Linked DNA regions of Mus musculus: region 1 is linked to region 2. Evidence: chromatin contacts called from ENCODE POLR2A ChIA-PET data. All regions are on one chromosome and are shown on one strand. The core of a region is the stretch at or near the end of the contact, and the rest is flanking DNA. Distances in the headings are between cores, read along the strand shown. Region 1 holds the start of Camsap3 (calmodulin regulated spectrin-associated protein family, member 3). Region 2 holds the start of Pnpla6 (patatin-like phospholipase domain containing 6).

Region 1 (2,700 bases), core at 56-2,555, 72 kb before region 2:
GTGGGCATGCGGAAGGGAGGAGAAAAGGGGTGGCTTCAATAAGAGAAGGCCTGGCCGCCCGAGCTGCCACCCTAGAACAGCTGGTGAATGAGCCATTTATGCCTACCTGAATCCTCAGGAAAATGTGGCAATAAGTCACAACTGCCAGCCTTTACGGGGCCATCGAGACGAAAGAGTGGTCCCAGACACACCACACACACACACACACACACACACACACACACACACACACACGCTGGCCACCGGCAAGGCAGGGTTTGTGTCCCAGTCACTGAGCTGTAGCTCTGATCTCTTAAAACGCTCCTTGCGGGGTCCAAGCCACCGCGTACACGTTGTGAGGGTAGATAGGGAAGGTGGGGGTAGGAGGAACCATCACAGGCTTCTGATGTGTGTGAAAGGGGAGTTGGCCATGCAGTTAGGCCCTGGGGTCTGAGGAGTGGGGTGGGAGGCGGGAAGCAGAGGACTACCAGGAGACCCTTCCCCCACCACACACAAAATTGGTCTGCAGACCCCACCCCTGCTCACCTGGGGGCTCTGATCCCGGGGTCCCAAGGCGCACAGCCTCTTGGCGGGCCCCACCCCCGACTGCGTTCCAGCGACCCGGGCGGGCAAAGTCCAAGGGCCCCGTCCGAGCAGGAAGCTTGGAGGCCCAGCTTAGCAAAGACCAAAAGCTCGGGGACCCTAGGCAGCCCCGAAGCTATTGTTCCCACGGCCCCGGCTTGGCGCCCCGCCCCCCGCACCTGCCGCGCCCCAGCCTGGCTCCCCCGGTCCCCTCCCCAAAGGCCCTCGGGTTACCTGCTCCCCCGAATGCGGCCCGCAGCACCCACGCCAGACTCGCCGCCGCCTTGGCTCGAGAGAAATCGTACTGGTCCAAAGACTTGATCTCGGGGACCAGGAAAGTCCTCCGCAGTGGCCCGGACCCTGCGGGCGCCGCTTCCACCATGGCGACGCCGGGGTTACGGCCGCCCGGGTCCGCGCGCTCTGATGGGCTGGGCTGCGTGCGCTGCGCTGCGCTGCGCTGCTGCCGAGCCTCCGCCACCCCGAATCGGGTTGCCGCCGCGGCTGCTGCTGTTACTAATAAAGCTGCTGAGGCGCCGCTGAACCAGGTGCGGTCGAGCGCGCTGGCGACGCGGCGTCGACCCCGCCCCAAGGCGGAACCCAGGTGCGCCCCGCCCCCAGATTGGACTCAGTTCTCTCTGGCTCCTGGGTCCACATGGGTCCCCACTGACATTAAAGCTTCCATAGGTCCTCCTGCTGCAAAGGGCGGCAGTGATGGCGGATGAGGGAAGGGCTGCAGAAGAACGCATGTCCCTGTATGCGTTCTCGTGTGTGTGTGTGTGTGTGTGTGTGTGTGTGTGTGTGTGTGTGCGCGCGCGCGCGTGTGTTCCTGCTCACTCCCGGACCCTGGAGAGGCTTAGGGACCCTTTGTCATGGATGTCCATGTAGGCTTTTGATCCCACACATATGCAGGTGGAGTTCACATATGCATATGGAGTTTGTGGCTATTACTATACAGTAAGTTCTAGGCCAACCAGGGCTACACAGCAAGACTCTGTCCTAGTTTAAAAAGAAAATGAATGTGTTTGTATCCACTTGCTTGAGAGTACCTGTGAACATCTCTGTCTATAGGTATCTAGATTTGTGATGTCATCTGTTTGTGAAGGTGACTGTTTCAAACCTGTTGTGGTACAATGGTTTGTATTAAGTGGCTAGGGTTGTGCCCTAGTTGACAGAGTCCTTATCTGGTATGTACAAAACCTTCTCCTCCATCCCAAGCACCAAATAAGCTAGGGATGGTGGTAGGTACATGCCTAGAATCATGGCACTTGGGAAGTGGGAAGAAGAGAATTTTTGTAAGTTCAAGGTGATCCTGGGATACATGAGATAAATAAGTAAAATCAAAGAATTGTGTTGTACAACCTTCTGTGTTCTAAGATTGGAAATGAAGGAAGAGAAAGAGCGGGGGGAGAAAGAATGATGTGAGTCTAAACACATCTATCATATAAGGGTGTAATTGTTGACTCTGTCAGGGCAGGAAGATGGCAGAGATACCAAGTGGGTGTATTTAGGCAGGAGAAAAGCTGTGTATGTGAGATTAGCTCTGTAGGGTTACTAGGTGGATTGCAAATGTCCTGATGTGTACCTTTGATATCTGCAGTATTTGTTGAAGAAAGCCTCTGACTAGATGTAGGTAAGGGTCTGAGAGGATCTGTGTGTTTGCGGGTGTGGTTGTGTGCATGGGGCTTTCTGTGTGTGACTAATGATGTGTAGGTGCATACTTTTTTTTTTTTTTTTTGGTATAAACAGTCTTTTGTGTGTGTGTGTGTTTTCAGGTTCAGCATTCCCAGCTCCATAATACAAATCTATTTATCTACAGAACTGGGTTGGAACACTCACTGTTTGGGGGCCTGTGTTACAGGTGGCTTGAGTGAGGTGAGGCAGAACCTAAGGGACTCCCCTCTGTTGACTAGATGGATCTTAGAAAAAGGCTGGCAGCTATGATTTTATTTTTTTTATTATTTATTTATTTATTTTGGTTTTTCCAGACAGGGTTTCCCTGTGTAACCCTGACTGTCCTGGAATTGACTCTGTAGATCAGGCTGGCCTCAAACTCAGAAATCTACTTGCCTCTGCCTCCCAAATGCTGGGATTAAAGGCATGTGGCACCACTGCCCGGCCCTTGGCAGCTACAAAAACTGC
Region 2 (2,700 bases), core at 67-2,566:
CCATCGATTGTTTCGGACTAGGTAGCAGGTCTTGTAGCCTGCAGTCCTGGAAATCGAGGAGCAAAAGGGACCAGAACAAGATGTCAATCAAGCCTACCCAGCAGCGCCTACAGGCTCCTTACCCCTAGCTCGTCTCACAAGCCACGCCCCCTAGATACCTTTGGCTGGAGTGACTCCTCCATTCGCCGGGGTTGGGGTGAGAGCGTCTAGAGGGGTACTGCTAGACAGAAGGATAGGGGCAAGTTGATTTCCCCGCCCAGATCAAGGGATGAGACCAGCCCCCAGCTCTTTGTCCTACTTCACTTATGCATAAGGCGGACCAGACTCCGTAACGTTTTCATCTGCACCCTGTGGCCAAAAGGGTAGCCGTCCTGGCACCCACAGTCAGCAGCTCGCTGGCAGGTGCCCTTAAGCCATGATCTCTTCTGGCAGTGGTTCCTTCCTTAGCCTGGCCTTCCGTATGTCTGACTACTCTTGATTAACCAACCCTTAGGCGAGACCCCTTCCTACACCCTGTAAAGACGCGATGTCTCACTCCAGAAGAAACCAGGACCTGTAAGCCAGGAGGCTGAGGGACAATTGGACTTTGGGCTCCTGACCCAAGCCTGGGCCCATCAAGGAAGCTGGGGCGTGCACTGGAAGCACTGCTGTGCAATCTATTGAAAAGGGGGCTCTAGGGCCATCGGAGTAAGATGAGCTCCCAAAGTGTTATAGGCTCGGGCTTGGAGATTTAACTGTCACGTAAAAGGAAAGTTACCGGGTCTCGCGGTGCGGAGCATCCCTGGGATTAGTGAAATGATGCAGGATGTGTAACCAGGGACGCCGGAATTGGGGGAGGGTAGGAGGAACGACGCACTGGAAAGTTACTGAGATCCGGAGATACACATAACTACTTAGGAGTCTAGGAGCTTCCAGGAAGATACCGGGGAAGGTAGGAACGCTACCGGGACTCTCCTGGGACGCTGGAGATCTTTCTGATGCCTTTAGACTATTATTAATGGGAATTTAGAAGGATCGCAGGGCCCTGAGATGTTACCTGGAAAATTGTTAGATTGACTACTTCCATTCCGTACTCCAGGTCGCATCTGACTACCGATGCGGAAACACCGGGACAAGGAACTTAGGAATGGGGGTGGGGTGGTATTGGAGCATCAAAAAGTCGGGACCTACCCGGAATCAGGACAAATCGATCCGGGGCAAAGCTGAAGCTCTCTAACAGTCCTCGAAGGGACACCTTTGCTCGGTCGATGGAAACTCGTACCATTCAGGAGCTGCAACCAGGTCCACCCAGCTTCGGCCAACACCCCTAGTTTTCTGCCCGCTGCCTCAGACGCGGCACCTTTAAATTATTCCGCTGCAGGACACGCCCCATCCCCGCCTCCCGCCATGCTTGGAAGGTCGCACTGCGCCAGCCATGCCTAGTGTGGCGGCCTCTTAAAGGAGCTGACGATTTATGAAAGGGCTGCCTCACCTGTTACAAATTAGACCACCGCATTTACATTCCCTTTTATTTAACAGCCGCCCTACATGCCCTCCCTTTCCCCTGTGTCCGATTCGATCAGCCCAAGCCCTCACAAGGCCTGTCAGACGCAGATCTTTTAAAGCAAATTCTAAAAATAAATAAGCTGGGGTCCCAGCAGTACATGGGGATAAAGTCTAGTGGCAATCATCTTGGATCAGTTCACCAGCAGCGAATGGTCCTCCGGGGAGTCCCTGGAAGAGAGAAATGGAAAAAAGAGGCACCCAGTCTCTCTGGCACACACTTCTTCCCCCAGCCTCTAATCAATCCACAACCCAGATCTGGGGCTCCAACCTTCCACAGCAGCAGAAAAGGCTACAAGCTGAGCCACTGCCACGACGGAACTTGCCAGATGTGGGGCTATCCTGGCACTGCTCGATGTAGGCCTGGAGCTCACTCTTCTCTGTGCCAGTACCTCCTGGGTGCTGGAAAGAGACGATTCCCCGAACTCAGCATGAAAGATGGTCCTGACCTCTAGTGCTCTTTAGGTCCGGCCAACTGGACATCCTGCTGTTGCTCTGATGTGACCACTCTGGGTCTCATTTCTGGACCTTTGCTTTGTGGCTTGCTTCACTGTAGAAATCTTCCCTATCCCCGGATGTGGCCGCAGGTCTCAGGCTCATTGGTTCAGTGCCTTCTGCTGCGGGCCAGAAGCCTAGACTGGTATTTAGTAACCCAGCATCTCAGCTGGAACAGTGTAAAAGAGTTAGTGGGCATAAGGCCTGAACTCCTGCATCCACGGGTCCTGCGTGATATCCAAGTGTTGCAGCGAGACTCAGTGTGGCTGCTTAGGGCCTGGGTGACAGTAATGTACCTGTGGTAGAGCTTCTATCCATGTGGGAAAGAGTGCACACATCCACTGCCAGTGCCTCAGAATGAGGCAGAGTCCCCGAACATTCTCCCTGTGACTTCCTGGCACCACTGCTATTTCTCCAGGTCCTTTCTGCCTCCCAGTCTTTGGATGTTCCTTTCTACAAGTATGCTCTTCCTCGGGCTCCCATCTCCTCAATCTAGAATTCTCAAGAGATGAAGGGAATGTCCCAAGCAGCCACCTAGCTGCACTGACTTTTGGATAGTTATGTATATTTGCCTTGTGTGTGTGTGCATGTGTATGTGTGTGGTGTCTTATAGGGTACAAAGAAGAAGTAGCATTCCTGCAGGCTGTAGTTTCCTAGATGAGA

The links. ChIA-PET counts read pairs that join two places held with the same protein, here RNA polymerase II (POLR2A).
Region 1: POLR2A ChIA-PET joins it to region 2 with 11 read pairs in embryonic stem cell. The contact joins the promoter of Camsap3 here to the promoter of Pnpla6 in region 2. POLR2A ChIA-PET finds 5 or more read pairs at or near these places in 4 of 5 experiments (Patski and embryonic stem cell).

The regions. Positions count from the first base shown.
Region 1 is chr8:3,586,055-3,588,754 of GRCm38, reverse strand. Camsap3 (calmodulin regulated spectrin-associated protein family, member 3) reads right to left here and starts at 1,305. Exons shown (of 17, transcript NM_027171.3): 1 at 796-1,305. The coding sequence starts at 943.
Region 2 is chr8:3,514,027-3,516,726 of GRCm38, reverse strand. Pnpla6 (patatin-like phospholipase domain containing 6) reads right to left here and starts at 1,316. Exons shown (of 35, transcript NM_001122818.3): 1 at 1,171-1,316; 2 at 159-217; 3 at 1-46. The coding sequence starts at 182. It overlaps Mcoln1 (mucolipin 1), which reads right to left. Exons shown (of 14, transcript NM_053177.1): 13 at 1,814-1,944; 14 at 1,495-1,713. The coding sequence ends at 1,677.